Linked DNA regions of Homo sapiens: all the other regions are linked to region 4. A link is a contact called in ENCODE Hi-C or POLR2A ChIA-PET data. All regions are on one chromosome and are shown on one strand. The core of a region is the stretch at or near the end of the contact, and the rest is flanking DNA. Distances in the headings are between cores, read along the strand shown. Region 1 holds the start of NUB1 (negative regulator of ubiquitin like proteins 1). Region 2 holds the start of FASTK (Fas activated serine/threonine kinase). Region 3 holds the start of RHEB (Ras homolog, mTORC1 binding). Region 4 holds the start of INSIG1 (insulin induced gene 1). Region 5 holds the start of SMARCD3 (SWI/SNF related BAF chromatin remodeling complex subunit D3). Region 6 holds the start of ABCF2-H2BK1 (ABCF2-H2BK1 readthrough). Region 7 holds the start of ZNF775 (zinc finger protein 775).

Region 1 (2,700 bases), core at 147-2,646, 4.0 Mb before region 4:
GGGTTTTATAAGCATAGGGTAATGACGCATGATCGGATTAGATTTTGCGATGAGGTGATGCTGGGATGCTCATCTGACTGGACCCTGCCATGGGGTGACACCAGGGCTTGATCTGATTGCATTCTGGATCTCACCATGCAGTGCCCATTTCTTAATTCAGTCCCTGCTTTGATCTGAGCACTCAGGTTCCGCCCCTGGTTGCATGCTTGGTTCACCTGGGCATCCTCAGGTTACGTGCGAAACCTTCCATCTGGGAGTCCATGCAACTGAAAAACAACTCACAACTTGGGTATATAAAAGGCGAATCAGATTGGTCTGGTGCGGTTATACAGTTATTAATATCCCTTTGTCAGAAGTCAAAATTACCACAAATTTAGATTAAAGATCTATTGGTTTTTATTGATTCATGAATCAGGATGGCATCTTCTCTGAAAATTTAGAAACGGTGCTCCAACGAGCTGGGCAGAGGAGGTGGGCTTTATAGGTAGAAAAGGGCTAAAGAAAGCAGCAACAGGGAACGAAAAACGGATTGGTCACTGCAAGGTTACAGGAGTCCCCTCTCGTCCACACACAGGTGGTGTGTCCCAAGACCCACAGTGGATGCCTGAAACCTCGGATAGTACTGCACCCCATTTTACATACACACACATATATATATACTATATATATACACACACTTCATTTTTCCTATACATACGTACATACCTACGATAAAGTTTAATTTATTAGGCACAGTAAGAGATTAACAGCAATAACTGATAATAAAATAGAAGCGTCACTGTTGAGCACAGCCTTGGGAATAGGACCTTGGAAGTAGGCAGAGCTCCCTAGGCCTTGTGGTCCCTAGTGGCCGTGGACAGCATGGGGGAGGAAATTCCCGGGAAGCAGCCTAATTTCACCCCAGGGAAGCCCCTGGTGGGCTTGTGGAGGGCGGGGTGAAAAGCCGCTGGTTTAGGGAAGGGGTCCAGCCTAGGCTGAGGAATGAGATGCGGGTTGGGACGGTCCCGACCCTTCCCCCAGCCTCTTTCAAGGATTCTGGAGAAACAAAGCCAGGATCCATTTCCTCTTGATGGCTGGCAAACTGAGCCCGGGCGGGAAGTCCTGGAAGACTGAGCCTGGGGTGGCGTTGGACACCAACTCCCAGGTCCTCGCCCCACACGGCCACATCCTCGCCCAGCCCCGCCTCCGCTTAGCTCCGCCCCGTCGCGGCTCCGCCCCGCGGTAACCACGCCCACACAACCGTATCCCCGCCCACAGCTGGCTTCGCCTTGGCCCCGCCCACAACCCTCTTTCCAAGCGGCGGCGGCGGCGGCGGCGCGAAGGCGACAGCGGCGGCGGGGGCGGGGCTGGCCTCACCCGGAATGAAAACAAACGGCGGCCGCTGCCGCATCCGGGCACTCTGCTGGTCGCGGCGGGAGTGGCGTGGCGCAGGTGAGGACACGGCGGCCGAGTGTCCTCGACCCCAGCCTCAGCAGCACTGCTTGGCGCCCCGGTTCCCGGTCCGACTGGGCACCTCTCCTGGCCAGGGGTGGAGCGGCCGCGGGGCGGGGGTGAGCAGCCATGCGTGGAGCTGGGCCGGGGCCGGGGCCGGGGCCGGGAGCGGTGGGCCGGGCTTCGGGACGCGCTGGCCGTTCGGGGCCCTTTGGTTTGCCCTGAGTTAGGCAGAGGTGTGGGGTATTTAAAAGAAAATATTGAGTGTATCGGTTTGGGGAGAGAAAGGAATAAATATGTCTATAAAAAATTAGCCAAATGCTATACTTGAATCGTAACACTCCGAGTATACCATTTGGGATTTATTTGCAATCAAAGCCAGATTTTCTTTGCTATTTAATGACAAGACACTTGATTTTCTCGAACCTTGACGACCTGATTCTATCATTCTCACCTCCTTCCCTTTTATTTTTAATCAAGAATCTTTCATTTTCCTAAGAAAAAATGAATGTGTCTTGACTAGATATAGTTGTGTTTCAACTATATATAATGTATACTTGAAAAGGTGTGGCTAAATGTAGCAATGATCGATTCATTACAAAAGTGAAAGTGAAATTTTTAAAGGATCGTTATAACGTTTCACTTTCTGCTTGGACCACGGAGTGATATTAATGAGTTTCGTCTTTTCTTAGTTACAATGTGAAACATTGTATGGCATGCATGAAACTTTTTCAGTTCTCATTTCAGTTAAAATTAAAAACTGACTTATTAAACTTGACTTAAAATATGTCGCCACTTACTCTGTTGTCTATAACTGAAGTTCCTTAAGTTTCAAGACAGTGGTTTAATTTTTTTTTAACATTAAATCTTATTCGGTGTAACCCTGGAGCTCTTGTTTGCTCCCTGGAGTGTCTGACACGCACTGGGTTTGTAACACTCCTTCGTCCTTCTGTCAAGTGGTGGCTTGGATGGCATCTTTTTAAAAATTTTTTATTTGTTTATTTTTTTAGTAGAGACGGGGTTTCACCATGTTGACCAGGCTGGTCTTGAACTCCTGACCTCAGGTGATCCACTGGCCTCGGCCTCCCAAGTGCTGGGATTACAGGTGTGAGCCACCGCGCCCGGCCTTGGATGGCATCTCTGAGTACCGCATCAGCCTTTCAAATTGCTTGGCTCCAGTAACCAGCCTGTGAAATTACTGTCCCCCAGTGGGGAGACAGTAGGGTTGCTGTGATATTTTATTCAGAATTTCTGAAGATTCATGAGTAG
Region 2 (2,993 bases), core at 169-2,668, 4.2 Mb before region 4:
CCTGGGCAAACGCCTGAGAGGCTGGGTCTCTGTCCGTGGTCCTCTACTGTTCTCCCTATTCTTCATTAACACCTAGCCCCCCAGGCGCCCACCTCAAGCCCCTCCTCACCAAGTAAGACTGCAAGGTGCAGACACACGTGGATGGTGTGAATGTCAAAGGAGGGGCAGTTTCGGATGATGAGCTGACTCAAGTCCTGCAGTGTGACCTGCTCCACAGGAGGGGGCCGTGGCCGAGACCCCAAGAGCTGGCCCAGACGACGAAGCGCCACCGAGTAGTGGTGGGCGCGCACCTTGCTGGGGTTCTGGCCCAGCCAGCGCAGCAGCTCCCCAGGGCTCTTCGCCTGTTCCAGAAGCCGCTGCAGTCCTTGCACAGGACCTGCACTGGGGCCTCCTCCAACAGGCCGGTCCCCCCATTTGCTGGGCCCCAAACAGCAGGGCTGTACTGGAGGGATCAGCAGCAGGCCAGACAGCCGAGCAGGGGAGGTCTGAGCAGAGAGCAGGACTCGAAGCATGGAGTTGGGTGATGGAGACCCTGAGGGGCAGCCCAAAAAAGGGGGTGAGGTTTTCTCCAAAGGGGAGAAAGACCTGCTACCTACTGCTTACCTCACTCCTCATTTAGGGGGCCTGTGGTCAGAGCAAGCCTTTGTGACTGCTCTGGGCCTCTTCCCCACCCCGCCCCTCTGCCTCCTTCCACGCCTTTGAAACAGCAATCATAATCCTCAGTGCGCTCAGCGCAGCACTACTTGCAAAGCAATTCCACATGCACCATCTCTGATGCTCCTTACACGCCCATGAAGAGTAGGCAGGGCTGGCATTACCTCATTTCACCGGTGGAGAAACGCAGGCCCAGAGCAGCGAAGGGGTTAAGTTAAGCCCGAGGTCATTAACCGGGTTAGTGGTCGCGCCCAGTCTGGAGCCCAGGCGGCACCGGCGTGCACTCTCCCGACCACCTCCCTCTCCCACAGGAGGCGGCGGCGGCACAGAGGGTGGAACGCGGGCTCCGCGGCTGGACGGTGCTGGGTTCCATGCTGGGCGCTCCCACTCACCAGCGGCGTGACCTTGGACAAGTGGCTTCGTCTCTCTAAGTCTCCTCACCCGTGAAATGAAAACGCAGCGCCCACCTCGCAGGGCGCGCGTGGAGCCCGAGTGCACCGCTTTGCGATGGCGCGGAGTCGGCGAAGTCGGGGGCCCCAACACCCACCCCGGCCCAGGGACGCCAGGAGACCGTGGCCGCTGCCGCTAACACCAGCTCCCGCTGCCCTCCCGCAGCCCTCCCCGCAGGCGCCACCCCTACATGACTCCCCGGGCCCTGCGCAGGTCGCTCCCTCAGTCGGTCTCGGGGCCCGGGGGCCGGGTTCCCCCCGCGGCCTCCTCATCGGCTAGCCACCGAGTCCGCCATCTTCCCAGCAGCCCCTAGATAGCCGCCCGGACGCCAATCCCGAAGCAGCTATCGGTCTTCGGAGACGTGGCTCCCGGCAGGCACTGCGAGCCAGGGAGCCGCGAGCCCCGCCCGCGGGAAGTGCGCGCCCGGCGCCGAGGGCGGGGCCACGGAGGCCGGCGCCAAAGCCAGAGCAGAACGCTGGGGAGAAGGGAAGGCGGAGGGCCAGACCCCAGGCGCAGTCCGTGCCCTTCTCTCCCAAGGGGCGAGGACTCCCCGCCCGCCAGCCCGCACACACTCAGACACACTGCAAGAGTGAAAACTTCACAGTTACTTTAATCTGCACGGGTTCCGGGGAACTCCTCTGCCCCTCCCCGCTCCCCTTCACCAGCCTCCCACCGACCTGGCGTCCCCAACTCAGCCCAAGGAGCTGTCAGGGATTGGAGGCGGCTGGGTCCTCCGGCAGAACACTAAGACGGGCCCCCGGGGCGGCCCGGCTCTGCCCGGGGCCGAGGCAGCGACAGCAGATGCCCGACCCCGAGGAGCCCACTCCCAGTGCGGGCTGAGGGTCAGCAGCCCCGGGAGGTGGCCCCGAGCCCCGGCGGTCGCAGGGCGGGGCCTCCGCCAGTCCCGGGAGTCCTCTGCGGCGCAGGGCTGGGCTCCAGGGCGGCGGGAAGAGGCAGGCCGGAGAGGCGGGCCTGGGCAGGCAGCAGCTCCCGCCGCGGCGCGGGGAGCAAGGTCCGGAGGGGCCGGCGACGCTGCCAAGCGCCCGCGGAGGCACTACGGGCGGTACATGGCAAAGGCCAGGAGACTGAGGAGCAGGGTGAAGCCGGCCAGGCCCAGAGTGGCGGTCAGGGGAAAGAAGGGCCGGTACTGGATCTGGCAGTACCAGAGCAGCAGCAACAGCAGGAGCAGCAGGGGCAGCAGCAGGCTGCCGATTTCCAGCCCGGAGGGGCCGGGCTCGGACCCCGGCGGGCAGGGGGGATTTGGGGGACCGACTCTCGTGGACACGTGGCAGTGGAGAACGCAGTTGGGAGGGAGGTGAAGGCTGCCCAGGGTCTGGGTGTCGTCGCCTAGCAGCTGCCCTTGGTAGATGAGTCGCACCTGCTGTTCCCGGCCGGGAAACTGGGTCCTGAGGAGAGAGGGACCTGGGTAAGAGAGCAGGCCTCAGGCAATCCTAGTCCCTGGCCCCGGAACAGCACTCCCACCCTCCCCCTGCCCTCCACAACACACCGGCCCTGGCCTGGGAGGGGCCGTCTGCCAGGGGAACAAGTACAGTTGTGATCTGGGGCGCTCAGCGCCTCCAGTATAAAGGAGGGCTGGGTCTTAGGTGTCTCTGGGGGCCTTCTGCGACCACTCTCCCAACCCCTGTCTTTAGCATTGCTCCTGCCTCTTGACCTACTTACCTTTTCAAGGAGCCAATGGTGTCGTGGGGCCAGGCCCTGGCCACCTGCTCTGAATCATTGAGGAATTTCAGCCGTAGCACGAGGGGCTCCTGCGGGGAGTCCGGGGCTGGCGGTGTTGCTGTGAACCCCGTGCTGGGCTCTGGCTGTGCAGCTTGACCTCTGTGTCTCAGGCTGGGGGTCTCTGCCCCTGGGGCCTCCCCTCTCATGCT
Region 3 (2,700 bases), core at 33-2,532, 3.8 Mb before region 4:
GCCCCCCAACCCGACCCTAAGCCACCTTATTCAGCAATAAGGCGACTGCTAGGAACTGTTTCAAATGTATGTCAACCTTTTGGGGGAAGAAAAAGAAAACAAAAAGACTTTGGAATTACTTCAACAGCCTGGTTGCAAGTACCTGACCTTATTCCTTCCCGAACAAAAATAGGGCACCGAGAGATCAGACATTCCTTTTTCTCTGTCTTCCTACCCAGGCCGCCAGCAGCATCTCGAGGGCCTCCAGAGGGACCTCTTTTGGGGGATCGCCTAGGTTTCCTATGCAGAAAACTTGCGTTCAGTGCCCAAACGTCCTCTAAATCCCTAGTTTTCTTTACAAGGGTAAACTTCACCACAGATGGAATGAAGCCGAGGCGCTGCTTCCTTTGTTAAAATCCCACGGACTTTCTTTTCCTTACATCGGGGGCGGGGTGGGGGAGACCGCCAGCCCCGGTCACGCGCGCCCGCGGCGAAGGCGGGGAGGCAGGTGTGACTCCCTCGCGGCAGCCTCTAGCGCGGCTCCCCGGCGCCGCCTCACTTCCCCAGACGAGACCCGGACTCCTCGGCGGCCGACGGCCCCCGCCCCGCGCCTCCCACGCCCTCCGCCCGGCCGCCACCTGCCCGCCCGGCCCGCGGAGGGCGCCCAGCTACCGCGGCTCCTCCACCGGCGCGGACGCCGCCCCGACCGCCACCACCTCCGCTCAGAATGGTGGTTACGAAACGCGCGGCCCCCGCCCGCCCCGCCACATGGCCGCGCCGGCTCCAAACTTCGCAGGCCCGGCCGCGACCCGGCTCCCAGGCGAGGCCCCGGCGGCGCGAGGAGGCCGCGCGGCCACCGGCCACTCACCCACAGACCGGTAGCCCAGGATCGCGATCTTCCGGGACTTGGACTGCGGCATCTTGGCGGCCTCCTCAGCCCCGGCCCAACCACATCAACCGCGGCGGCGGTGGCTCCTGCTGCTGTGATCGGCGGCGGCCGCGCCGGGAGAGAGCGGCATACAGAGCAGGGGCGGCGGCGGGCGCGGCTGCCTCTCGCTCGCTAGCTCGCGCGCTCCCAACCGCCCGGAACCGACCGCGCGGCGGCGCCCCTCCCCCCCACAACACGCCCACGTGACCGGCCGGCGTCAGCACCGCCCCTCTTCGCGCCGTGGCCCGCCGCCTCCGCCCCCCGAAATACGCGGGGGGTGCGTCGGGGCGACGTTTTACTTTAAAGGCAAAAAAAGGGGACGCCGCGATGCCCCCAGAAAAGTCACGACTGAAACTCGCTGCGTCATGACCCTCCCACCTTCTTCCGCCGCTTTTTAATTACGCCATTCTCCCCGAGCGCCGATTGGACAGCTCCTGCACAGCCGCGCGATGACGTGTCGGAAACTCCATCTCCCATTGGGGGAAACAAGGAGGCGGGGAGGGGGGGGCGGGGCTGCCCGCCCGGGAGCTAAAAATACACCTCGCTGCTACCGCGCTGTTGGGCGCCGGCTAGGTTTGAAGGCTTCAAACTTCCAACCGGTTAGGGGCGGGCGGGAGAGGCGGAGAGACAAACGGTGGCTCCCTGGTGATTGGCCAGAACGGAGCGCAGGGCGGGGCAATAGGTGGGAGGTGCGGTGATTGGCGAAACGCTAAGCGGTTGGCGGGTTCGCGCCCGCTGAGCCCGTGAAGGGCGCGAGGCGCGTGGCCTGGGCGGGTGGGCTGGCTCCTCCCTCGGGGTTTTTTGAAAATTCTCCTTGAGCTGCGTTAGCGTTCGTGTCTGGGTTTGAGGATGTAGTGGTGACTAAGCGTCACCGACGGCCGAAGGACTGTGGGAAGCATGGAGTCTGCGTTAATTCAAAGTGTTAGGAATTTCATTAAAAACAGGGCGAGCCTCGTCAGTTCTGGTGTCCGCTTCGCTTCGCGCGGAGCTCGGCGCACCTCCTGGAACAGCGCCGGGGCGGGAAGCCGGTTCTCCGCCAGCACCGGGGCGGCTGGTGCGGCGGGCAGGCCCGAGCCGGGTGCCAGGAACGCCTCGGGCCGCGGTGTGGACGGGCGGAGACCGTGGTGTGGGCACAGCCTTCCCAGGGGTGCAGTGCAGAGGGGCGCGGGAAGGGAAGCCCGGCCGGGAACGCAGGTGCCGTTGAGGGACCAGCCTGCAGGCAGGCCCGGCGTGGTGGCTGCTGGAGGGCTTGGCACTTGCCGAGTTAGCAGAGACTCCGCCGCGCCGGGGAACCCGCCCCTATTCTGCCCAGGCTGTTTGGCAGTGGGGACCTGCAGAGGCCGGGCATGGCCCTTCGCCCTTTGCCAGTGATCGGTGGGGAGGAATGAAGCCAGGGGAAGCTGAGTGGCAGGCCTTGTATTCCAGCGTAGGAAGGTTTAGAGGTGACTGGAGTCGACTTGGAACACCCAACCCAAGAGCGACTCCCTCCAGCTTTCCCACGGAAGCACTCCGATGAGGGGCTGGGGTGTGCATTCTTGTCCTCGGGGATCTACAGATGGAAGCCCCAGGCAGCCAGCCAGAAGTGATCAATGTCTGGAAGTTCTATGTTTCCATGAAATGTTGAGGTTTACGCTATAGTTATTTTAAGTATTTTAAAATAAAGGTCTTAAAATGCACTCTCCTGTAAAATGTGTCGTTTTTATCCTGTGGATTCGGATACCCTCACCACGGTGTTTTTGAACAGATGCTACTAAATTCCTTGCATTATAAAATCAGTTTAGTTTTACCTTTTT
Region 4 (2,935 bases), core at 1-2,500:
ATCTACGTATCTGGTTGTGTGATCCTCAAGCACTTATGCAAGGTGGAGTGTAAACAATGGCCAAGACCCAAACTGCAATGTTCCCTGAAGTCCAACCTGCTTGGAGTCCTTGGGAACGTGTACAATGGTTAACAGGCTTGAGAGGAGTCAGCTGGGAGAGTGAGAGCGAGACTGCCCTGCAGAGGGGCCGCTGAGGATGGACCCCTGTAGGCCGTCCACACCCACCACGCGTGTCATCCTCAGGAAATGCAACCGGATGCTCGGAATTTCGCCCCTAAAGCGACTCAGGGCAGTCTCAGCTCAGGAAGACTTCTTTTTTTGACCTTCTGGCTTAAAGCCACAACCCCAGGCTGAGGATGCCACATCAACGGCGTTTCCTCGCCACGCTGCAGGCGTGACTCACGTTTCTAAGCCTGCAGGGTCCCCGGGCCAAGCGCGGCTACTGAGAGCACAGCGTCCTCCCTCAGCCCCTGCTCATCTGCACGGAGCAAAGCCGCAGCTTTCTCTGCTGTCAGCGCTTTATACGACTCGGATGTAGGCTCTGAGCGGGCACGGGCCCGCCCTCAGACGGCGACCCGAGGGGCAAACAGGATGGAGGCGCGCTCCCTTGGAGGCTGTGGTCTCGATTTTATCTGCTCCTGGGTGGTGCGGGTGGTTTGCTCTCTAGGCGTGAGCAAAGGCCACAAGGGGCCCGAAAAAATCACCCAAGGATGCAAGCCCGCCATTGCGCTGAGCAGGGGCCTCCCCGCCGCCAGAGCCCGCGCCCCTCCAGGGAGGCCCGCGCGATCGAGACCCGCCGCCTCCCGGCCAGGCGCGGGACACCAGGCGAGGGGAGCCAGGAGCCGGGAGGGGCGGCGCCGGGCCCGCAACCCCACCCTGTCCTGCCTCCGCCTCCTCCCGGCAGGACCGTCCCCTCCCAGGCCCCAGCTCCGCGGCCGCCCACTCGCAGCCGGCCAGTCCCGCTCGGGCCCGCGTGCCCCGCAGCCGCCACGCGCCCCGCAGTCCGTGCCGAGGCTCCCGCCCGAGTGCGCGCGGGCCGGCGGTGGCGTGTGCGCACGTCATATGGGCCGCCGGCCTCCCATTGGTTGCGGCCGCCTCACCAGACCGCGTGCGGACGGGCTCGCGGGCGGGGCGGGGCAAGCTCAGGCCACGCCCCTGGGCGGTGCGCGCGGGCGGTGGGTAGGCCGGGCAGGCTCACGTGATGCGGGCCCCGCGGCCCGCCATATAAACCCGCGCGCCCGCCAGGCGCTGCGGCCGTCCCGGGCCGTGACTCCTCCTTTCCCCCGCCCCGCCTCCGTTCGGAGAGCCGGCGGGCGGGCGCCTCTCGGCCAGGTACGCGGCCGGCTGGGATAGGGGTCGCGGGCGGGCTTTGGTCGCGCAGCAGCCGGTCCTCCCCGGAGGTAGGCGGGCGCGGGCCCTGTTGGGTCTTTGGGACGCGGGTCCCGCTGGGGCCGGGGATGCTGCTCGCTGTGAGCGCGGGTCCCGTCCGCCGCTGGCCCCGGGCGGGCGCACGGGGGTCTAACCTTGGGGGGCGGCGCTGCCGCCTGGCCCGGGTGCCGGGGTTCGCGTCCCGCGGGGCCTTCCTCGCTCTTTGTCTCTTCTGAGTGAACTTGATGACCCCCTTCTTCCAGGAAGCGCCTCTTGGACGCGTGTGACCGATGCCCAGATTGCACGACCACTTCTGGAGCTGCTCCTGTGCGCACAGCGCGAGGCGCCGAGGCCCCCCGCGAGCCAGCGCCGCGGGGCTGGCGGCCAAGGTTGGGGAGATGATCAACGTTTCCGTGTCCGGGCCCTCCCTGCTGGCGGCCCACGGTGCCCCGGACGCTGACCCCGCGCCCAGGGGCCGCAGTGCTGCGATGAGCGGCCCCGAGCCCGGCAGCCCCTACCCCAACACCTGGCATCATCGCCTGTTGCAGAGGAGCCTCGTGCTCTTCTCGGTTGGGGTGGTCCTAGCCCTGGTGCTCAACCTGCTGCAGATCCAGAGGAATGTCACTCTCTTCCCCGAGGAGGTGATCGCCACCATCTTTTCCTCCGCCTGGTGGGTCCCTCCCTGCTGCGGGACAGCAGCTGGTGAGTACCCCTCCTGGTTCTTCTGGAAGTAAAAAGGGTGTCTTTTCGGTTGAAAGTACTTTTCAGCCTATAAGAAACATGCATTTGAAACTGGAACTATCCACAGATTGAAAGTGTGCATCTCCAGTCTTGGGATTTAGAGAAATGAAGGAGGGGTAGAGAGGACCTGGCACCCCCGAGGGCGGGTTCGGGCCACAGCTCTCTGAAGTTTGAGGAAGCACAGTGATGGAGATGAGGCAGGGAGATAATTGGCTGTTCAAGCAGGTGCTGTGCCAAGCTGACTGAGGGCCCTTCCCTCCTGGCGTCCGGGTACAGCCCCAGCTGTCATCCCGCGCCAGCCGCCCCGGATTGGCCGCCTGGGGAACTGGTGAGCAGCGGGACTGAAAGGCCATTGGTCGCGGCAGCAAACATGCTACCCTGCTGGATAACTGAAAACAAACCCGTCACATGGGTTCAGGAGGCGGTTGCCAGGGGAGCAACTTCTCAGCACTTCCTTTTGCCGGGTCGCTGAGTAAACTGTGGTCTGAAGCCAAACCGCCTACACCCTGAACTGTTAGAGCTCTGTAGATTACGTTCTTAAGGAAAAGAGTAACCCCCTTACGGCGTTTAGATTTTCGTACACCCAAGCAGTAGCATAGATGCTGTACAACGTAACACTGAGTCAGTCTGAACTGTGGACACGGGGACTGCTGGGTGTGTGTACTAGACTTTCTTGGCTATCATTGAACCGCTTTTATAGAAATGTTGAGTTGATCTTGGCTCAGCAGATCACTTACTGCTCCTGTAGTCACACAGCATTTGTTTATTTAACGAGCTTGTCGGGTGCTTTCTGCAACCTCAACTCTATAAGCTGTTGAAATGTTAA
Region 5 (2,700 bases), core at 26-2,525, 4.0 Mb before region 4:
TGCTCTCCCCAGTTATCAAGGCCAGGGATACTGGCCCATCTGCTGAAGAGGCCCTGAGAGGGAGGCTTTCAGAGCCCCCAGAGAGCTGTGCCCGCCACCAGCCCCATCCCCATGAAAGGCCAAAATCCTAGGGACTCTGGCCTTACTGAGAGGGTGTCTTCCTTGGGGTCACAACCAAATTTGGCCATAGTAAACCCGACAGCTTCCTCTACACAGGGCCTCCACTCCCTCACCCATCCCAAGAGTCGCAGCCCCTGCTTCTCCCATTCCCCACCCCTCCATACCCCTCCCAGCCGGGCCCTACTGACTCAGCTCCAGCCTCCCGGGCTCCCACGTGCCTTCACAGCCTGCCTGTGGCAGGACAGTGCTCCCCTGTCCCTTCGGTCTCTAGGCCTCATGTCCCCAACTCCAGCCCCTTCCTTCACATGTTCGAGGAGTTAAGGACATCAGCTTCTGGTGGCTGAGTCCGCCAAGGAGACCCTCAGAGCCCCTAACTTGGGCTAAGTCCCTAGAGCGGTCCTCTCCCCCACCCTAAGGCAGAAGCTCCAGAGCCCTCCCGCTGGGATGCAGAGGTGGCTCAGCCTGCGAGCTTCCCGCTACAGTGCCTCCAGGGTCACCTGCTCCTTGCTCCGGAGACACAAGCAGTGACACTGTCCCAACGGATGAACAGACAGCCCAGCCCAGCCTCTGCCATGTCCCCATCCCCCACCCCCACCCCCAGGGCAGGGGCAACACCTGGGCCCACAAGGAAAAGAACGAAAGTCAACCTGTCGGCTACAGCGAGGACCCCCTACTTGGGGGGTAGAGTCCCCAAGTCCCACCCCCGCCCCTGACAAGAGCCATGCAAACGCCTCCCTTCCCCGCCTCGCGTCAGACCCGGCCGGCCGCCTGGCGACGTGTTCGGGTGCCAGGGCGCCAGCACAGTCCCGCGGCCGGGCCGTGGGCCATGACGCCCCCCACTAGAGGGGTGGGAGAGCGGGAGCGCCCTCCCGGCCCCTCCCGATCAGCCCTCCATTCAGCCCGAGCCAGCTCGCTTGCCCTCCCCCGCTAACTTTCCCCCACTCACCACCCCATGGACCAGAAACTCAAAAAGTTTGCTTTTCGTGGCTTTGCGCGCCCCTCCGGCAACTTCGTCCGCGGCCATCGGGGTGGGCTCAGCGGCTCCTCTCACTCTCTCTCTCTCTTCCTCTTTCTTTCCCTTTTCTGCCTTTTTTTTTCCTCCAACTCTCCCCTCTGAGTCCTGCTGGGCTCTCTCACACTTCTACTCGAGCGGAGTGGGGAGGGGGCCCCTTCAGGGCTGCCCTGACGGCCCACGGCCCACGCCGCCGCCGCCCGCCCGCCGCCGCCGCCGCCGCCGCGGCTGCCGCATTCCTGCACTGATAAGACAGAAATAGTCCGGCGGCCCGGGGTCTGCCTGTTGACTCGGCGGGGACGGGGCCGCCTGCCTTTCCAAGCCCGCTGTCCAAACAGCGCAGATAAGCGGCGAGGCGCGCCGACCAGCCCGGCCGCGGGCGCTGGGCAGCAGTGCTGCAGCCCGAAGCCGCCGAGGCCCGCGGGAGGCGGCGCGGGGAGGGGACGCCAGGGGAGGCGGCGGGGGGTCGCCGGCCACCGGCTCTCGCCACAAATAGTTTCTCCGTCAGGGAATTCGCCGGCCGCGCCAGGCAGGGAACAGTCAGTTCCAACTTTTCCCCCAGCGGCTCCTGCTGCATTTCTGAGGCCCTTTCCCCAGAGACCTGGCAGGCCGAGCAGGGAAACATTCGCTGGCAGGAACCGGGGGAGCCCGGCCCGCGAGGCCTCGCGCCTGCCCGGGGCCGGCGGCGGTGGGTGTGCCCGGGCGGCGGCGTGGCCCTGCGTCCACTGCTGTGTGTGCCCTTGTCTCACACGCCGTGTGTGTCCGCGCCCTTTTGTGGCGTGGCAGCTTATGTGCGTGCAGACAGACGCCCTGTATGTGTGCCTCCCTCCACGACAGCCTCCGTGCGCGCGCGCCTGCGTGTGTGGCAGGACATGGCCTGTGCCTTTCAGCTCTGTGAGAGGCTATTTCTGGGTATGTGAGTCTTTGTTTGCCGCTCTGTGAGAAAGTGAGGGCAATAGGGGAAGTATTTCAGAAAGAGGGACAGGGATTGTGCTCATGAGAACAGGAAGAGAATGAATGTGGGGAATGGCGCAGCGCCAGGGGGGTGCTCGGGTGGGTGCGTGGAGAGAACGAGGCAAGCTGGGCTTGGTTTCCTTGGGGTGGGGGTGGAGTGGGGTTAGGGGACCCAGAGGAGTTGGGGCAGCTGGGCTGGGTATAGTGGGTATATTGGGCCGGCCTCAAGACCCCAAAGAGAGGGGTCTTGAGGCTGGGGTGTGGCGTGGGGTGGCAAGGGAGCCCCAGAAGGGGCGTGTGGAAGGAGTTGGCAGTCCCTGGAGTGGAGGAGGGACCGGAAGGAGGAGGGGCAAATCCTGACATACCCAGGCAGGGAGTCCTGGGCCTACCCAGGTCCCCAAAGGCCACGCCCCTTTTTTCTCCTTCTTGGGGAGGAGCCGTGGGCTTTGGAACAAGGCCCTTGGGTCAAGTTTGGGGGTCTGCTGGGGCCTCACTGTGAGAATCCAGGTGAGGGCAGGACCATAGCCTAGTGCCTAGGGGAGTTTGTTGAAACACTTACTTGAAGTTGGGCCCTGAAGACTGAAGGGTACTGACCCTAAACCCTTCAGAATGCC
Region 6 (3,000 bases), core at 171-2,670, 4.1 Mb before region 4:
GGGAAGACGGTAGTGCCTCAGTGTATAGCACCATGTCTAGCACTTGAGAAATAATAAATATTTCCCAAAATATAAATAACAGAAAGGGAGCTCTCTCCCAGGAAAAACCCCATAAATCAACTCATAAGTTACTCTCTTGTAGGTAGAGCCACTACACCAGTGAGAGGACAAGCTTATTGTATAATGTAGCAAAGAACCTGGCACATTGGTCACCATGCATAGAAATGGAAACTGAGAAAGGGGCAGGGAACTGATCCCCTCCTCACAATCTAATAGAGCAGCAAGGCAGCTCAGCAACTCTCACATCCGCTTGCCACTGAGTATGTGAGAACCTCGTCTTCGGCTTCCTTGCGCAATGACAGGGTGGCACGAATTCCAACTCTACTGATTTGATTCATCATGAAAAGTTGCATGACACCAGATACATTCTCCACTACCCCCAGCATCAAGATTCCAACTCTGGCTGGGGCATGCATTAAGTCTTAGCAACCATCCCCAACTCACCCCTCCCTCAATTCACCTGTGGTCTCTCTGCCATTGGCCTCATTCTTCTCTGCCACCTGTGGTTCTGTGACAACATCTCCATTTTCTTCATGTCCTTTTCTGGGCCGCTGTCGAGCTTTGGCAGCCTCCTTCTTTTTGGCTGCCTTCTTCTTGGCCAGGTCGGAGGGCATGATGATGACCCACAGGGGTAGGTTACTGTTGTTTCAGGGAGCCTGAAGGAAGGCAAACAGATACCCCCAAACCCTAAACTTACTAGTAAGAATGCCTGGGCCCTGCTCCATCCCTCTCAGGAATCTTCGTATCAACATCAAGCCTCTGATGCCCTGGCCTGCCCCCGCCTCGTCTGTTCCAACTTGGTCAGGGTATCCCAAACCAATGCCGATTCTCAGCGGCTCTTCTAATCTTAACATCTCTTCCCACAGGCACCAGTCCCCCACGGACTGCCTCACTTTGGAAACGCTCCTTCTTTCAGGGCCTCCGGCTGGGGACCAGGTTCTGCCCCTCAGCGGAGGTCTCCGTCTCCGGTTTCCCTACAACTTGGCGCTCCGCACTCAGCTAGCCGCCTCACTTTCCGGGCTTCCTCCTCCCGTCCGTCTCGGGCCTCTTCTCGATCGTCCCTCTCCACATCACCCGGCCGTCGAGCCCAGCCTCTTGCCGGGACGCACTCGTCCTCGCCCGCGTGAGTCCCCTCCGAGTCTCCACGCTCGTCACCCCCGGGTCCTCCCCCACCCCGCCCGTCAGCTTCTCTCCCTTAGCCCTATCTTCCCCCTCGCAGAGCCCTCCATCCAAACCCCGTCCCTGCTTCCTCTTCTAATTCTCTTTCCCCCTCACCGGCGGGGACCCTCTCCCTACAGCTCCCCTTCCCCTAACTCACTGGGCCTCGCTGCTCGGCCTATGTCGCAACAGAGCTGCTCCTTAGGATCCTCCGCGTGCGGCCGGCTCACCAGCCAATCACGGCCTCGGGTGGTTCTCGGCGCGCCGCGCTGCCTCCTTGGAAGTGTAGTCCTCAAGTTGCAGCGGCCAAGAGTGAGACCCGCCTTGAGGACTACTATGTATCCCACAGACCTCGCGGGGCCGCGTGACGCCATCAGGATGCGCGAGGCTCGGGGAGGGGGCGGGATTAGAGTCCAAGAGCTCTCTGCTAGCGGGCGCACTTCGGGCGCTGGAAACTGCAAATCCCAGATTGCTCGTTGGATAAACCGGCTGAGCCTTCAGGCTTTACCCCACCTCTCGAAAATCCATTGAGCTGTTGTGGAGTTACGAGTTTTTAGAGCTACCTAACCGACTCAGGCAGCAGGGCGTGCAACTACACTTCCCAGCTTGCCTCAGCGGGAGTAGATCGAAACAATGGGAGAGGAGAGGTGGGAGCGTGAGGGGAGGACTAAAATGAAGGGGGCGCTGGGCAGGGAGGGGTTCCAGAAAGCGGGGCATCGCTGCAAAGATGTTGCCAACGGAATTCCTTCACGAAAGAAAGCGCCTTGGTTTCATTAAACCTTAATTTTAGAGGCTGGTTCATTGTTAAACTTTTAGAAGGTGCCAGACGTTGTTTTGGAACCTCGGCCGCTTAGCCTCCCCGCTGCCGCATTGTTAGGTTTCCACTGAAGCCATGCAAGTTTGGTGGAAAGGGCCCCGAGATAAAAAGGCCCCTTGGCTGAGATTTGTTTTATTATTAGTTAGCCATGCTACCGGGCCCGTTACTTTCCCTTTGAGTCTCACTGTTTAAAATCTCTCACATGACATTTTGGGCTGGATGGTTTAAAAATAAATACAATCTCTCAAGGACTTCACATTACCTACATTGTAAACTCCAAATGTTTAGCCTCAAGTACAAGGCAGGCCCTTTGTGATCTTTGTTACTTCTCCAGGCTCCTGTGCAGCAGAAGCCTCACCATCAGTGACGTTTGGGGCAGCAAAGGAAGCTATTGCTCCCTTTGAGCATATTCTCCAAATGTGGCACCTTTTCGCCCACAGTCCGTGACTCAAACAATGAGAATTAGTTTTTCTTCTCAAACTCATACTTCAGTAGAACTTACCTACTTAAATAGTTCGGAGATTAAGCGTGCTATTTTACACCTGCATGCCTTTGAACATACATTTTCCTAGAATATCCTCCACCAACGAAGTGCCTACTATCTGTCAGGCTCAGATATATGTGCTGGAGTTGCAATGGTGCAAAGTCACTCCCTGACCTCAGGGAGCTCATAATAAAGAAGGAACATGTGAAAAGTAAACAAGCCGGGTGTGGTGGCTCACACCTGTAATCCAAGCACTTTGGAAGGCCGTAGTGGGAGGATCATTTCAGCCCAGGAGTTCAAGGCTGCAGTGAGCTATAATCAAACCACTGCACTCCAGACTGGGTGACAAAACTAGACCCTGTCTCTAAAAAAACAAAAAACAAAAAAAACAGACCTTGACACCATGAAATTAAGTGCCCTAAACGAAGTGACTTTCGTGTGTTGCTGGGGTACCTAGGTGGAGACCTCACTTGGCATAGCA
Region 7 (2,976 bases), core at 119-2,618, 4.9 Mb before region 4:
TTTTACAAATCCTTCTATAGATAATATAACCAAATTAACGGTAAAAACTCAGTAAGGTATGCAGGCAACTAGAAAATTATTAACCCTATTTTATAGACGAATAAGTCAAAGTCCAGAAACAGAAAAGTATCTTTTATAAAAAGTACACATGAAGTTAGTGACAAAATCGAATCTCAGTCCCCAGTTCCTGCTGTGCTACTGAGGCTAAACCGCAGCCGGGCCTGTGGCAAATGTTTAATCAGCTGTTGACTGAAGAAAATAAGGTCCGCCTGCCCAACAGCAACCGTTTGTAGAGTCTCAGAGGCCCAGCTTCTGTCTGTATCTACCTCATGCCCCAGAGGCAGCTTCTAGCAGCTCCGGAGAGCATCCTGCCAGTGGGAGTTGACCCAGCTGCGCCCCCTTTGAGGGAGAAGTGTGAGGAATTTCCTTACAATGGGGTGGGGAGTTGCGAAGATACTCCTTCCTGAAGGTCTGGCAGTCTGGACCGGGGTGGCAACTGGGCGGAGATGATTCCGCTCACGGGAACCCTACCTAGTAACCCGACCTAGTAACGTAACCTCAGAGCCGTTCCTCAGCTAGAAAACAAAGGGATTAGGCCGGGCGCGGGTTTGTAATCCCAGCACTTTGGGAGGCCGAGGCCGCAGGGTCACTTAAGCTCAAGAGTTCGAGACCAGCCTGGGCAACATGGCGAGACCCCCATCTCTACAAAATATTTAAAAAGTTAGCAGGTTGGGAGGTTCGGTTGAGCCACGGGTTCGAGGTTGCACTGAGCCATGATCGCGCCACTGGGGTCTGAGCGAGACCACCTCCCTGAAACAGAAAACGAAGGGGTCGGGTATAATGATTTCTAAGGTCCCTCGTAGTGAACCCTAAAAGTTATCACACCCCACGGTGGGGCTATCGCGGCTTGAGGGCAGCCACAGCCTCAGCCGGGGTTTCTGTCCGGGCCCTGATGGGTCCCCAGCAGGGAGAAACAGCGTCCGGCGCGCTGTGGCGCTCGGCGAACGTGCGCTGAGTTCAGGCGTTACAACGGGGTCGCACGCGGAGTCCAGGCCTGGCAGGGGTGCCAGGACGCCGCCGGCCATCTGGGGCCCGACCTCCCAAGGTCTCCTCCCCGCGGCCGGCGGCTAGCGCGCTCACGGCGCCCGGGCCTTGCGCGCCCGCCGGGGGCGAGGTCAGCCCTCCCCCCTCGGCTATTGGCTCCAGAGAACAAAGGAGCCGCCCCGCGGGCTGCTCCGATAGGGCCGGGCGGGTCATCTGAGCGGCGCAGCCAATGGAGTGGCTGGGCGGCCCCGGGGATGGCCAGGCCCGCCAGCCAATCAGGCACCCGTGCCCGCCCCGCCTGCCCCGGGAATGGCCAGGGCCGGGAGCCCGGTGCCCAAGTCGCCCTCGGGGTGGCAGTTCCCGTTAACCTTAGCCACAAAGTCAAAGGTATTTATTTCCCCGTCGCCTCCCTCCGAGTCCCTCTGCATTTTGGGCGGGGAGGGGCGGTGCGAGGGATGGACCAGCGCCCGGCCCCGCTCCTCCCGTGCTGCCTCCGCCCGGCCCGGGCTGGGGCGGAGGGATGGGGCGGGGGCCTGGGGTGCCCCGAGCCCCGCGCGCCCCCCGAGCCCCGGGTCTCAAGCGTTCCCTCTGCCCCGACACAGCCGAGGGGAAAGGGGCGCGGCCGAGGGTGGGGAGGGCGCCAGGCCAGGGCAGCGAGGTTAGGAGGGAGGCTAGTGAGAATGGAGGGAGGACGCGGTGGCGAGTAGAGGGGTCGCCCGCGGGCGGTCTCTCCTGGGCTGTCCCGTTGTTCCGAGTTCCCCGTCCCTGTTCGCCTCCCTGATAGATCAGTTTCTGGGGGCAGGAACCCCAATGCTCGCTGCAGAGTGACAGACACATAGTAGGTGACCAATAAATGTGTGATTAAACGAGCGGGGATAAGGATTGGGGGTGGAGATAAGTGAGAGGGAAGCACCGCAGAAGTTGGAAGTGTGTGGTGTCGGGTGTGGCGGAGAACTCCTCTCTAGGAAGATGGGCACAGCAGCCGCGAACTCGGTGGGGCGGGGTGCGGGCATCCCCTCTGTGAAGAACGTTGAGGATATCTACATGTGGAAGGTGTGGAGATGGGTCCTCCTTCGGCCCTTTGAGCAAGATGATCTGAGCTGGGGCTGGGTGTGGTCAGAGCCCCAGGGGTTGGAGGCGGACGACAGCCCAAGGCTTCACAGCTAACTGTTCCCATGTTCATCTGTAAAATGAAGAGATTAGATGGCAGTTGTCTCCTTTCAGCTTGAAGGTTCATGCTTCCGTGCTTCAAATCTGTTTTGTACTGAAATTTCTTTTATTTAAGTGTTCCCTTATGACAGTTTTTATTAATGGATTACTGTGTGTGGAGCCTGTACTGGGTGCAGGGGAGAGAGAAGGACCCTGTGTTAAGATGCATGTAGTCTTGTGCAGACTAACAAATTGATGACAATGATGATTCCATGTAGATGGTCCTAGGTGCACAGGTTAAACAGAGAAGGGATTCCTGGCTGTGCCTGGTGTGTCCAAAAAGGCTTCCTGGTCAAAGCGATCCCTAATCTGGGCTGGGAAGGGGAGAACTGAGCAAGGGCCTTCCAAGGTTGGTCACAGGGTGCGAGGACACGGTGAGTTCAAGAGCCACGAGAGGATGGGGCGTGTCGGGGTGCAATGGGGAAAGATGAGCAGAGTTGAGTTCTCAGTTCCCTCTTATCCGAGGTGTGCGTGCCAGCAAGTCCATTTGGTGGGGGTCTGGGTTTCTGAAAAACAACTCAAGGACATATGCTAAGATGTTACCTTTAGTTTCTTTAGGCAACCACACGTTTCGTGTGGTCTGACTTCCTTGCTATTATTTTAGCTACGATTACCTTCTTATCAGGTTGCACATTTACTTCTCAGGACCAGCTAGGTGCCTGGAATTTCCCTGGAAAGAACTCAAGATTTTCCTTTATTTTCATGATTGGAGGGCACAGCAGG

Evidence for each region. A loop is a pair of places that touch in the nucleus more often than their neighbours do. ChIA-PET counts read pairs that join two places held with the same protein, here RNA polymerase II (POLR2A). Pooled maps may share reads with other maps.
Region 1: a loop to region 4 is called in a map with no recorded cell type, with 11 times the contacts of the local background. The contact joins the promoter of NUB1 here to the promoter of INSIG1 in region 4. A Hi-C loop is called at or near these places in 5 of 37 single-sample maps with no recorded cell type and 13 of 50 pooled maps.
Region 2: a loop to region 4 is called in a map of ascending aorta, with 5 times the contacts of the local background. The contact joins the promoter of FASTK here to the promoter of INSIG1 in region 4. A Hi-C loop is called at or near these places in 1 of 168 maps with a recorded cell type or tissue (ascending aorta), 3 of 37 single-sample maps with no recorded cell type and 9 of 50 pooled maps.
Region 3: a pooled map shows a loop between it and region 4 (13-fold over the local background). The contact joins the promoter of RHEB here to the promoter of INSIG1 in region 4. A Hi-C loop is called at or near these places in 2 of 37 single-sample maps with no recorded cell type and 11 of 50 pooled maps. POLR2A ChIA-PET finds 5 or more read pairs at or near these places in 1 of 52 experiments (B cell).
Region 5: a loop to region 4 is called in a map of gastrocnemius medialis, with 10 times the contacts of the local background. The contact joins the promoter of SMARCD3 here to the promoter of INSIG1 in region 4. A Hi-C loop is called at or near these places in 1 of 168 maps with a recorded cell type or tissue (gastrocnemius medialis), 2 of 37 single-sample maps with no recorded cell type and 9 of 50 pooled maps.
Region 6: a map with no recorded cell type shows a loop between it and region 4 (18-fold over the local background). The contact joins the promoter of ABCF2-H2BK1 here to the promoter of INSIG1 in region 4. A Hi-C loop is called at or near these places in 4 of 37 single-sample maps with no recorded cell type and 10 of 50 pooled maps.
Region 7: a map of ascending aorta shows a loop between it and region 4 (9-fold over the local background). The contact joins the promoter of ZNF775 here to the promoter of INSIG1 in region 4. A Hi-C loop is called at or near these places in 1 of 168 maps with a recorded cell type or tissue (ascending aorta), 1 of 37 single-sample maps with no recorded cell type and 10 of 50 pooled maps. POLR2A ChIA-PET finds 5 or more read pairs at or near these places in 1 of 52 experiments (activated T-cell).

The regions. Positions count from the first base shown.
Region 1 is chr7:151,340,416-151,343,115 of GRCh38, forward strand. It overlaps NUB1 (negative regulator of ubiquitin like proteins 1), which reads left to right and starts at 1,397. Exons shown (of 15, transcript NM_001243351.2): 1 at 1,397-1,431. RefSeq lists an enhancer at 1,018-1,519 and silencers at 1,117-1,316, 1,487-1,666.
Region 2 is chr7:151,079,391-151,082,383 of GRCh38, forward strand. It overlaps FASTK (Fas activated serine/threonine kinase), which reads right to left and starts at 1,419. Exons shown (of 10, transcript NM_006712.5): 1 at 1,295-1,419; 2 at 110-532. The coding sequence starts at 1,376. TMUB1 (transmembrane and ubiquitin like domain containing 1) reads right to left here. Exons shown (of 3, transcript NM_001136044.2): 2 at 2,785-2,993; 3 at 1,695-2,510. The coding sequence ends at 2,159. RefSeq lists enhancers at 1-738, 739-1,714, 2,432-2,726 and a silencer at 1,154-1,833.
Region 3 is chr7:151,518,613-151,521,312 of GRCh38, forward strand. RHEB (Ras homolog, mTORC1 binding) reads right to left here and starts at 1,283. Exons shown (of 8, transcript NM_005614.4): 1 at 848-1,283. The coding sequence starts at 899. RefSeq lists silencers at 494-603, 534-963, 674-793, 964-1,123, 1,294-1,643 and 1 more.
Region 4 is chr7:155,296,628-155,299,562 of GRCh38, forward strand. It overlaps INSIG1 (insulin induced gene 1), which reads left to right and starts at 1,251. Exons shown (of 6, transcript NM_005542.6): 1 at 1,251-1,332; 2 at 1,632-2,070. The coding sequence starts at 1,659. INSIG1-DT (INSIG1 divergent transcript) reads right to left here and starts at 2,353. Exons shown (of 2, transcript NR_183448.1): 1 at 1,524-2,353. RefSeq lists enhancers at 247-296, 2,707-2,776 and a silencer at 757-1,586.
Region 5 is chr7:151,247,419-151,250,118 of GRCh38, forward strand. SMARCD3 (SWI/SNF related BAF chromatin remodeling complex subunit D3) reads right to left here and starts at 1,276. Exons shown (of 13, transcript NM_001003801.2): 1 at 1,067-1,276. The coding sequence starts at 1,144. RefSeq lists a silencer at 1,847-1,936.
Region 6 is chr7:151,225,785-151,228,784 of GRCh38, forward strand. It overlaps ABCF2-H2BK1 (ABCF2-H2BK1 readthrough), which reads right to left and starts at 1,421. Exons shown (of 17, transcript NR_160983.1): 1 at 1,379-1,421; 2 at 521-716. It overlaps ABCF2 (ATP binding cassette subfamily F member 2), which reads right to left and starts at 1,421. Exons shown (of 15, transcript NM_007189.3): 1 at 1,379-1,421; 2 at 521-716. The coding sequence starts at 674. RefSeq lists a silencer at 1,198-1,257 and enhancers at 1,358-1,407, 1,518-1,597.
Region 7 is chr7:150,377,962-150,380,937 of GRCh38, forward strand. It overlaps ZNF775 (zinc finger protein 775), which reads left to right and starts at 1,369. Exons shown (of 3, transcript NM_173680.4): 1 at 1,369-1,431. ZNF775-AS1 (ZNF775 antisense RNA 1) reads right to left here. Exons shown (of 2, transcript NR_183445.1): 2 at 1,884-2,227. RefSeq lists enhancers at 358-517, 2,528-2,587 and a silencer at 928-1,737.